Regions from separate parts of the Homo sapiens genome. Here region 1 is linked to region 2. Evidence: chromatin contacts called from ENCODE Hi-C or POLR2A ChIA-PET data. All regions are on one chromosome and are shown on one strand. The core of a region is the stretch at or near the end of the contact, and the rest is flanking DNA. Distances in the headings are between cores, read along the strand shown.

The links. A loop is a pair of places that touch in the nucleus more often than their neighbours do. ChIA-PET counts read pairs that join two places held with the same protein, here RNA polymerase II (POLR2A). Pooled maps may share reads with other maps.
Region 1: a loop to region 2 is called in a pooled map, with 6 times the contacts of the local background. The contact joins the promoter of VWA2 here to the enhancer-like site in region 2. A Hi-C loop is called at or near these places in 1 of 168 maps with a recorded cell type or tissue (Caco-2), 1 of 37 single-sample maps with no recorded cell type and 6 of 50 pooled maps. POLR2A ChIA-PET finds 5 or more read pairs at or near these places in 2 of 52 experiments (AG04449 and T-cell).

What each region holds. Positions count from the first base shown.
Region 1 is chr10:114,235,175-114,241,059 of GRCh38, forward strand. VWA2 (von Willebrand factor A domain containing 2) reads left to right here and starts at 4,080. Exons shown (of 14, transcript NM_001272046.2): 1 at 4,080-4,395. RefSeq lists an enhancer at 3,991-4,699.
Region 2 is chr10:114,098,410-114,104,551 of GRCh38, forward strand. No RefSeq gene overlaps it. Among named protein-coding and RNA genes, the nearest start is that of ADRB1, 58 kb to the left of the region's middle. Within about 2 kb of position 2,886, at least 7 of the 41 ENCODE cell types and tissues checked have a DNase peak (open chromatin) inside an H3K27ac peak, as active enhancers do.

The DNA of each region.
Region 1 (5,885 bases), core at 2,830-5,329, 140 kb after region 2:
AGCAATCAAAAGTTAAGTTTCTTTTCTGTGTTACAAAGCCAGTAGGCAGGAGCCCCCTAATCTGAAGCCACAGTCACTTTACTACAATGGGTGCCTCTGGGTGATGCATGTCACCGAGTACGGATGTCTCCATTTATCCCTGAGTGAAATTCAGTCACCTCTGTGTTTACACTCTCAGTTTACACTAAGACTCTGTGTTTATACCTCTTGTGTTTACAACTGAGACACACGGGACAGCGCAACTTGAGAATTAACATCATAGAAGGTGTCAACTGAAGAATGAGAAAGTTCATGAATTTGGAAAGGAGAGCTTTATTTTTCATAAAGCGTGGCCACTGGCAGGGTAGCCATTGCTACAGTCTGGAAAGTGTAGCCTCCAGCCAGAAACCAGAAACACACTTCCAGGTTGGGAAAAATAAGACAGGAATTTATGCTGAGTGGAGTGGCCAAATACACAGTAAACTATAGGAGGAGTCATGAATATTTATGAAAGATGTACATGTGCAATTAAGCTTCATGACTCTTGATGGGTTACATGTACAAAAAAATGGTATTAGCATGATTCTGGGGTGGAGTTTTTGGCCCTCTTGGGTCAAAAGGTGAAGCAGAGGACACAACTCTCATGGTACATCTTCTATAGACTAGCCAGAGCCACTCCATGGTCCATTGTCTCTTAGGAAGGAATGCTGGTTGCTTGGTTTGTTGAAACCTTAAAAGGAAGGGGCAGCATCAAGTGGTTGGTTCATATCAATAGTAGAGGCCAGGTGCAGTGGCTCACACCTGCAGTCCCAGCACTGTGAGGATTCCTTGAGTTTGAGGAGTTCAAGACCAGCTTGGGCAACAGAGCAACACCTCATCTCTACCCAGAACAAAAAAACCACCAGTGCAATGGTACGTGGCTGTAATCCCAGCTACTCTGGAGGCTGAGGTAAGAGGACTGCTTGAGCCCAGGAGGTCAAGGCTGTGGTGAGCTATGATTGTGCCACTATACTTCAGCCTGGGGGATACAGTGAGACCCTCAAAGATAGCAGGGGTGGAGCAAGTCTTTCCCAAAGGGCTGGTTTCTGTTTAACCCTTAAGAAAGAAGGCTGGGTACTGTGGCTCATGCCTGTGACCCCAGCACTTTGGGAGGGTGAGATGGACAGATTGCTTGAGCCCAGGAGCTCAAGACCAGCCTGGGCAACACAAGGAAACCTCATCTCTACCAAAAAAAAAAAAAAAAAAAAAAAAAACCTGGTGTGGTGGCACGTACCTGTAGTTCTAACTACTCGGGAGGCTGAGATGGGAGGATTAATGGAGCCCAGGAGGTCGAGGCAGGTCTTGAGCCAAGGTCACACCACTGTACTCCAGGCTGGGCAACAGAGCAAGCCCCTTTCTCCAAAAAAAAAAAAAAAACTAATGGCTGATAGTGAAGGAGCAGGTATAACAAGCTGTTTCCCGTCTCCCTTCCAGTCATATATGGGAACTCCGCTTTTAAGATTTCTCTGGATAATTTAAGGTCAGGAGTTCGAGACCACCCTGGCCAACATGGTGAAACCCCATCTTTACTAAAAATACGAAAATTAGCCGGGCCTGGTGGTGGGCGCCTGTAATCCCAGTCACTTGGGAGGCTGAGGCATGAAAATCGTTTGAACCTGGGAGGCGGAGGTTGCAGTAAGCTGAGATCCAGCCACTGCACTCCAGCCTGGGCAGTAAAGCGAGACTCAGTCTCAAAAATATTTCTCTGGGGTCCCCTTGGACAAGAGGGGGTCCTTTCAGTCAGTGGAGGACATGGGGTTTTATTTCTGAGGGCATTTACTGTGTGCAAGTTACCAGGCATTGGGCTGCAAAGATGAATAAGGCAAGCTCCTGGGAAGCAAGAAGCTTACATGCCCCTTAGAATGATTGTAATTCATAATAACTTTATTTTTTAAATCCTTGTAAATCTTCACAAAGGAAGGGATGTCATGGATGACAAAAGTAGCTACCCAGCTTTCTGCATAAAAAGCCTCCACCCCTGCTGGTCACCCACTCAGCACTCAGCACTCACCAGGGCCTGCACCACCTGCCTTCCCTCCTGCCCAAGTGCACACCCCGGACAGACTGATTATACATTGATGTGAAGAAGTCTGAAGCAACAGGTATCTTCACTGTATTTATGCTTTCAGTTCTTCATAATCACAGAATGAAAATGTGAAATACCTCCCCCCCCCCCGCCCCCAATTAAAGACATGCCAAATACTTCAGGAACAACCAGGATTGAAATTTGGCTTCTCCAAGGTAAGCCTGATAAGGTCAAAGTATGCTGGTACCTGTTAAACAGCATAAGGGGTACAGGGAGAGGGTTGTCAAAGGTAGAATTTCCACTTTCTTGAGGACCTGGGGTCTGCCCTTGTTGGACATCTCTGGAGCAGCACAGGCCACTCACCCCATTTGACTATACAGCACTTAAAAATGTGGCGAGTCCAAATTGAGATGTGCTTGTGAGTATAGAATACAACAGGATTGGCCAGGCGTGGTGGCTCACGCCTATGATCCCAGCATTTTGGGAGGCTGAGGCGGGTGGATTACCTGAGGTCAGGAGTTTGAGACCAGCCTGGCCAACATGGCAAAACCCTGTCTTTACTAAAAATACAAAAATTAGCCGGGCATGGTGGTGTGCACCTGTGATCCCAGCTACTCGGGAGGCTGAGGCAGGAGAACCATTTGAACCTGGGAGGCAGAGGTTGCAGTGAGCCAAGATCATGCCATTGCACTCCAGCCTGGGCAACAGAGTGAGACTCTGTCTCAAACAAAAAAAAAAAAAAAAAAAACAAAAAAACAGGACTTTGAAGACAGCATAAAACATCTTTATTGATTACATGTTGAGATAATGTTCCGGATGTTTAGGTTAATACTGAAATCCAGCTTGCTGTTTCTTTTCACTTTTTATTAAATGTGACCACTAGAACATTTAAAATTACACACGTGGCTTGGTCAGTATTTCTCTGGGGCAATGCTGATCTAGAGGCAGAGACCATCCCTCCCCAGCAGTTAGACCTCAAGACTAACTGCTGTCCCCTGTGGGGATGATGTGGTGGTACATTATGTCTGCTGCTCTGGTGTGGCCCTGTTTTTATTTTTGGGTGCTCAGTAAATGTTACTGGGAGAAATGAATTACAGGAAAAATGAGTCCTTTCCTAGCCTCCTTCAATGAGGTTTGCAACATTAAAGTCACCACGGGCCACTTTCACTGGAAGCTGTCAGTGTCGGAGGTTTGGAAATTAACTGAGAACTACAGACAGGAAAGGTGTAAAGCAAATTATTTTCCTATCAGATTGACATTTACAAGAATAATGGGAAGGAGCATGGAAAAGAGGAAGCAGGTCAACCTTCCTTGAGGACAATTAGATAATAGGCATCAAAAGTCTTAAGTTGTATAAAACCTGTATCCTAGAAATTTACCTTTTCGTAGTTTATTCTAAGGAATTAATTGGACAAAAGCACAAAGACATCTAATTGTATTATTAAAATGGAAAGTTTAATATTCAACAATAGCAGATAGGTTAAGTACATTAGGACATTATGAAGTGGCTTAAAACGGACATTCAAAAAAAGGAAATGGAAAACCTGAGTAATGTACAGCTTGTATGGAATGAACTAAAAATATATAAATTTTTGCATAGGTAGAATGACATTGGAAGAACATACACCACAATGTTAACTGATTATCTCTGGGTGTTGGAAAATGATTGATTTATCAACTTTTTTACTGTTATTTCTTTTCTTTTTTTTTTTTTTGCAATGAACAGGCATGCTCTGGCAGTTTTTAAATGAAGTATGGAAATTATGGATTGTGCAGTCATAGTCAACGTTCATTGAGAGCTTACTTTATATAAAGCATCATGCTCAGCATTGTGCTTTGTGGCATTTGATTTTTTAAAAATCAAACGCCCTCCAATCTTAAGCAAGGATGATGGCCAAAAGGTCGGCTTATTACCCAACTGCAACAATAGGAGGGACAGGTAATTAAAAGGCAATTGCCATGACAAATAGAAAAGATGCCAAAGTCAACATTTTTTCAAGGAGCTATAAAGCCCGTGGAGGAGTCAGCTGACGGCACAGTGTTCGCGGCTGCACCGCTCGGAGGCTGGGTGACCCGCGTAGAAGTGAAGTACTTTTTTATTTGCAGACCTGGGCCGATGCCGCTTTAAAAAACGCGAGGGGCTCTATGCACCTCCCTGGCGGTAGTTCCTCCGACCTCAGCCGGGTCGGGTCGTGCCGCCCTCTCCCAGGAGAGACAAACAGGTGTCCCACGTGGCAGCCGCGCCCCGGGCGCCCCTCCTGTGATCCCGTAGCGCCCCCTGGCCCGAGCCGCGCCCGGGTCTGTGAGTAGAGCCGCCCGGGCACCGAGCGCTGGTCGCCGCTCTCCTTCCGGTGAGTCCCAGCCCCGAGTTGGCTCTGGCGCCCGGGTACCCGCCAGTGCCGGCTGCCGATGACCGATTCACGCTCCCGGTACTGGGGCCCCCTCTGCCCAGCCACCCCTACCCAGAGCACCCGGGCTGCGCGGCCCCGCCGAGGGTGCGGGCTTTGTTCGCATTGTCTGCGCGCACCTGAGCGCGGCCTTCCTGGCACGGCGGCGTCGGGGGAAGAGCGCACCTGGCGCGCGCCTCCCTCGTGGCCACTCGCGGTCCGTCCCGGGCGAGCTGGCGGGGTTTTGGGAGGGGTGCGGTCAGCAGGTAAGTGGGTAGGGGCTCCGGGTACAGGGGTGGAGGAGGGCATGTATTAAACCCAAGCTGCCCTCCTGGCACAGTAGCGGGGCCCCCTTCCCTGGCGGCCGCGGAAAGGGACTCGCCCTTTGAATAAAGGCTTTGGTGACATGCTCGCTTCCACCCCACACCCCACTACAGGACATACACAGGTGTTAAGGGGACTTGGGGCAGTTTTCCCAGGCAGAACGAGTGCCCCCAGCGAAGTGTCTGCAAGCAGAACCTGAGAGGGGCCGGCTGCCCCGAGAGTCCTCGCGCTTGGGCAGTGGGAAGTCCAGGGGTTTGTCGTTCTGGTGACTTCCCCCACCTGGCTCAGCCCTGCTTCCTGCATGTCTCCTTCCCTTCCAATAAGGCTAACAAAACTTTCCCTAGCTAAGCCGACCTTTCCCTCCCGCCTTGGGCCCTTGGCCACCTGCTGGGACGGTGAATGGGAGAGTCTCAGAATTGAACCTTGAAAACTTGCTGGGGGCACCAGACAGAAGAGAAGGGAGGAGGGCACCTTGCTGCTTGTGATTGTGGAATCAAGGGCTCCAGCTGAAGCTGAAAGGGGACTTAGCAATGGGGACCTCATGCCATGTGTTTGATGTCTTGGAGATTGGAATAATTAGAACGTGTACATTTTTCAAATTACAAGCTGCTTTAAGTAAAACCCCAGAACCTCTAAGTGTTTTATAAATTCAGTCCCAAAAATTCAAGGTCTCTTTTGCTGTTAAGGTGACACTATATTAAGAAATGTCGATTTATTGAAGAGTCAGAGAAGTGAAGAGGTCAGAAAGGTACCACTAGAGTTGGCAAAAGCCACAGGCATGAATTTGTAAATGCTGCTGGCTTTCAGCAGGCTGAAGCCATCCTCTCTTGTGACTGATGGGGGTTCAGAGCTCCTCAGGCCTTACTCTTCTTTTGTAAAATCCAGCCCAGAGCCATCTCCTAGTAGTGTAAGAATTTCTCAGACTAGGTCCCCAGGCAAATCCCAGGTTGGAGAAGAGGATTGCTTTCCTCATCATCTCTGGCTGAAAACCATCAGTGTATTTTCATTAAATCTGGTTTTTGGTCTACCGTACAGAGATTACAGCCAGTATTTCCCCTCTCTTCAATAGGCACAAGCCCCTGGGATATCCGAATCATAGTCAGAAGCCCATGTTTTTACAGATGAGGAAA
Region 2 (6,142 bases), core at 1,636-4,135:
GCCTCCCAAAGTGCTGGGATTATAGGCATGAGCCACCGCATCCAGCTTGAAAATTCTTTATCAAATAAAACAATTTATTTAGGTGGGGAAACACTGCCTCACAGCTGCTATTGCATAGTGGGCCTCTGACTGACTGACTTCTACACCGTTTAATTGCCTGAGGGTTATACACACAGGCACGAATTATAATGTTCCTTTAATTTCAGGCAACATTGATTCAATTAATATTTACAACAAACTGTTTCTTCGATCCTAGGCAGCACTGGGAAATAATACATGGTCCCCAGTCCCCACTCCTTATGACCCTCACCCCACCTCCAGGGAAAGCTGAAACAGCCCTCCTTATCTCTCGTGATTTGTTCAATAATCACATGCCCTATTTGAGCAACAGGCAGAGAATGACAAAGATTCTGACACAAATTAGACTTCTTCAGATAGATCTGACTCCAATTCAAACAGCTTTTTGACCTTGACTTATTTCCTGTGGGTTTAACAAAAGCGCATCTTCTCCCCTCCCCACCCAAGCCAGAAGGGACTCTGCTCACCCACAGGAGGCCCACTTTGTTTTTGTTTTTGTTTTTTTTTTTGAGGGGGAGTCTGGCTCTGTCACCCAGGCTGGAGTACAGTGGCACAATCTCGGCTCACTGCAACCTCCACCTCCTGGGTTCAAGCAATTCTCCTGCCTCAGCCTCCCGAGTAGTTGGGATTACAGGCACCCACCACCACACCTGGCTAATTTTTTGTATTTTTAGTAGAGATGGGGTTTCACCACGTTGGCCAGGCTGGTCTTGAACTCCTGACCTCAAGTGATCTGCCCACGTCGGCCTCCCAAAGTGCAGGGAATACAGGTGTGAGCCCCTGCACTGGGCCAGGAGGCCTACTTTTTAATTCTACTGTTTCTCCTTTCCCTGCTTCCCAGGGACCCTTCCAGAGACTGAGTTGGAGCAGGTGGTTTTGCTTTGCGTTCTGACCAGGAAGTGAAACCTGGGTGTGAGCAATGTTTTGCATTATGGGGCCATTTCACCTTTTCCTCCCTGCCTCGGGAAGGAAGGCTTGCAGTGTCCAAACTGGGTCTGACCTCTCAGGGGACATTTCTCAAAGCAGTGGGAACAAGAGTCCCTCAGTGCTGGATGGCTGGGGAATGGGTGGCCGAGGAGTGAAGCTCTATTCTGGGCAGAGCACTCCCCCTTGCTGAAAGGGCTGGAAAACGCTTTTGTCCCTGCTGGAAGTGGAGTAGCGTGGGATACAGGGCAGGGGGTCGCTGCTGAGTTTATCAGGGGAGCAGAGATTAGGCACTACTTGGTTAAAATACTAACTGCTGGGCTGGGTGCAGTGGTTCACGCCTGTAATCCCAGCACTTTGGGAGGCCGAGGTGGGCGGATCACCTGAGGTCAGGAGTTCAAGACCAGCCCAGCCAACATGACGAAACCCTGCCTCTACTAAAAATACAAAAATTAGCCAGACATGGTGGCATAGGTGTGTAATCCCAGCTACTTGGGAGGCTGAGGCAGGAGAATTGCTTGAACCCAGGAGGCAGAGATTGTTGAGTTAAGATCACGCCCCTGATCTTGCCTGGGCGACAGAGCAAGACTGTCTAAAGAAAAAAGTAATAGTAACTGCTGAAAGTGACAGAGACGTAATCCATATGTGCAACCGCCAGATGGCCACATTCTGTGTTCTGAGCCAGGTTCCGCCGAACGACCGCCCTAGATGATGATTTCGCACCCTGCCCAGCTCCAAGACCAAAACCTCAGTGTTTTGAGAATTCAATTTCCTACTCATTGATTTAGATAACATACATGAACTTGAATTCATTAGAAATATGCCTTTGTGTCTTCATGATCACCATCTTTGTGGTTTTCAAGATGATTGTTAGATCCTTATCAAAATATAAACAATTGGCAATGGTTCCAATTGTGTCAACAAAAGCCAACTTCAAACCTGTAATCCTCATGCTGAGTGGAGAGGCTGGTGCCCCACCCGGGCTGTGACATGGTGGCTTGGGAGATGTGTGACTCAGATATGTCAGACCATGAGTGAGGCACCCAACCTTCCCTCCCAGTGACCTTTGAAGTAAGGCGAATTGAAGTCCGCTGGTCTCCAGACAGGCACGGTAACGTGCACGCATCGGATGTGGTTCCCGGGGAATGGTGGGTGATTGTCCATCTTCCTAACAGTCCTCAAATGAGGACTCAGTTCCAGCTCTTAACGCAGCACAACAGAGTTCTTAATAGTAAAAGTCGTACTTTTCACTCACCGTGAAAAGCAAGTCTGCACATTGCTAGATATGTCCCAGTATTATTATCCAAGCTCCAGAAACGTACTCAGCCACAAAAGTAAAAATTCTCCTACTCCACGTGGAAGTGGCTCCGTGAGAAAAATTCCCTATCAAGCCAGAAACGCACCTACAGAGGGAGAGAACGACATGAGAGGGGACCGGAGTTCTCAGGGAGGAGGGAAGCCTGGCTCCGCATCCCAGAGCTGCCAGGGACCCGGAGCAGAAGGAGGAGGCGGGGAGGACAGGGGCGCCGACGGAGACAGGCGATCCCTCGGAAAATCCTAAAAGCCAGTGAAGCGTGGGCTCTGGACGGAAACAGAAGGTCAGGGCCGTGGTTCACGCCGTGGGAAACCGCAGCCAGTGATAAGCTGGGAAGCCACAGGGGCTGGCAGCTGCAGTCGGAACGAAGCGGCTGGAAGCTCCAAACGGGAGCTCTTCCCAGCTCGCTTTCCACTTCGACGGCACCGTTCAAAGCTCTGCTCAGACACTGGGACAAATAAATGACAGGGCTCCGAAAAGAGGGTGAAGCTCCTCCGCGCCCGGCTTTTCCCTCCGCAGAGCCTGGGCTCCCCGCCTCGCGCCGCCCCTGACCGTGGCAGGCTCGGTTCCCTCCTCGCTCTGCATCCTTTGATTCACGTACGGCCCCGTTTCCAATAACCCTTTCCAGGAAGCCAGAGAGAGAAAGCGCCCAGCTCCCGGCCTGCAGAGTGGGGAGGGAAGAAGGAAATGATTGTGTTGACTTCATCTGGAAGCAGGAAAATGCTTCTCTCCCTCCTTCTTCGCCAAGCCAAGAAATAGATCCTTTACCAGAAAGCCATGTGGCCACATGGCCACCACTTGCAGAGGGGCTGGGTGAGGAGGAGGTGCTTTGCCAACGTCTCAGCTGACAGCAAAGGCCAGTGGCTCATCAGTGAGAACATCATACCTCTGTCAGAGGGGAGACCCTGAGCAGCTCCCGACACCCACACAGGGCTAGGAATTGACGGTGGCTTAGGGTACACGTAAGAGGAACAGCATCCACCACAGGACAGTCCCTTCCTCGCGTACCACCCGGGATCCCTGCTCCCTGTCATCGCCATACTGTGTTCTCTCAGACTGTAAGGTCCTTGTCCTGTCTCCCTCACATGGATCCTTTCCAGACCACGGGCACTCTCTCAGGTCAGCAGGTCCAGCTGCAATCTGGAATCAGCATCTACCGTGTGGAAATGGGAGAGGGGACTTGGTTCTTAAACCAGGGGCCTTGGCATTAGCTACCTTTGGTTTTTCTCCAGAAATAAGAATGATTGGCCGGGCGCGGTGGCTCACGCCTGTAATCCCAGCACTTTGGGAGGCCGAGGCGGGCGGATCACGAGGTCAGGAGATCGAGACCATCCCGGCTAAAACGGTGAAACCCCGTCTCTACTAAAAATACAAAAAATTAGCCGGGCGTAGTGGCGGGCGCCTGTAGTCCCAGCTACTTGGGAGGCTGAGGCAGGAGAATGGCGTGAACCCGGGAGGCGGAGCTTGCAGTGAGCCGAGATCCCGCCACTGCACTCCAGCCTGGGCGACAGAGCGAGACTCCGTCTCAAAAAAAAAAAAAAAAAAAAGAATGATTAGTTAGATAATTATAAACAATGGGGGGGGGGGGTAGTTTTGTCGTAGTTAGCAAATTACATTGAATGTAACAAAATCTTAAACCATAAAGCAAAACGTGCTGGGTTTCTGCTTCCTGTGGTGACATGACATGAAAGCCCAGCTCTTTTTCCAGGAGGACACTTCTCTGTTTACAAGACTGCTTGAGCAATCCCATTATCAACTCTCTCCAGAGAGGATACAGCTGAGGCAGCTCAAATTCAGAACCTTATTTTTAAAGAACTAAAAAAAAATTAGATCCTTTGATAAGATCACTCAAGTATAGTCCAAACTAGCCTCCCAAATTTTGGAGTGCCAGCAATTATGTTCAATATCTCCCCATCTGCCTCCCCCCAAAAGAACCAATTAATATCTTTTTCTTTTCTTTCTTTCTTTCTTTTTTTTTTTTTTTTTTTTTTTTTTAGACAGAGTCTTGCTCTGTCCCCCAGGGCTGGAGTGGCAGTGGCACGATCTCGGGCTCACTGGCAAGCTCCACCTCCCAGGTTCAAGCGATTCTCCTGCCTCAGCCTCCCGAGTAGCTGGGACTACAGGCACCCGCCACCACGCCCGGCTAATTTTTTGTATTTTTAGTAGAGAGAGGGTTTCACCATGTTAGCCAGGATGGTCTCGATCTCCTGACCTCGTGATCCACCCACCTCGGCCTCCCAAAGTGCTGGGATTACAGGCGTGAGCCACCACGCCCGGCCGATTTCTGAAATTAAGAAGTTAAAGATTTAGGTAGCAGTGGAGTTGTTTGCCCGTTTGGGAGTGGGGAGGTTGAGACGTGCATCTGGCTGATGTGCGGCAGGAAGGTGGCATCACAGAACACCGGGCACATCCTCTCTAACAAGTGCTCTGCAAAATGCCTGCAAGGACGTTGCCCTTTCTTCCAAATGTCTGGCTCTGAAAGACTTAGAAATAAAATTTTCAAAGGTTGGAAAGCTTTTGATATTTTCTGCATTAGGAGTTTGGACCACAGTAAAATCATACTCATCATATGTTGGATTAAGCTAGTGCCTGCCATCCAGGGTCGTAGACTCTTCTAGGGGTTGAGTATCTGCCTTTCACCTGACACTGGAAAGACAAGGACTGAAAAAAGCTGGAGTTACAGGAGAGACCTCCCAGGATCCTGCAGACAGGGCAGGATGATGAGAAGGAAAGCGTGTCGTTCCCAGAACTTGTCTGTGAAGATTGGGTGGTTTAATAATATTCATCCGCCATCTAGTGGCATTTAGAGCATAAACTTAACTCACACATTTTCTAGGAGCAACTACGTCAGGGAGGCCTAATCTGCTAGACTTAGACTTTATAAATTATTTTTATTTTTTTACTCAAATACATTTTTAAAAATCCATCATTAGGTTCGTCAGGGAGAAGAATATTAATAAGAACTAACTTTGAATCTGTTTTGGTACATTGGGTGATGACCAGAAACTGCTTTGCCTGATCTTTTGTGGCAGGTGACAGCTTGTTTCTTCATACTAATGTCATCTACAGTGCCAAAACTACACGTACACATGTAAGAAAATTCCTTGCCATCTTCAGTGCTGGAGATGAGGAGTTCCATGATCAGCGCATCACTGTGCCTTTACTATTTGTACTTCTTTTGGAATGCTTTTATAAGGATAAGACCACGTCTTTCATCACATCACACCATTTGCACGGTTGGTCCTTGCCTAGTGCTCAGGATCTTGCAATGTCCTCAGCCCTTGAAGAACCATGTTCAGGGCTGGGGTTCTGAACTCTCTCCCATTACAATAGCTGTATTAGTCGGTTCTCATGCTGCTAATAAAGACATACCTAAGGCTGGGTAACTTATAAAGGAAAGAGTTTGGCCAGGTGTGGTGGCTCACACTTGGAATCCCAGCACTTTGGGAGGCTGAGGGTGGATCACAAGGTCAGGAGTTCGAGACCAGCCTGGCCAACATGGTGAAACCCTGTCTCTACTAAAACTACAAAAATTAGTTGGGTGTGGTGGTGGGTACCTGTAATCCCAGCTACTCAGGAGGCTGAGGCAGGAGAATTACTTGAACCCCGGAGGCGGAGGTTGCAGTGAGCCGAGATTGCACCACGGCGCTCTAGCCTGGGTGATGGAGCAAGACTCCATCTTGAAAAAAATAAATAAATAAAAATAAAGGAAAGAGGTTTAATTGACTCACAATTCCACATGGCTGGGGCGACCTCACAATCATGGCAAAGGAGGAGCAACATCATGTCTCACATGGTGGTAGGCAAGAGAGCGCATGTACAGGG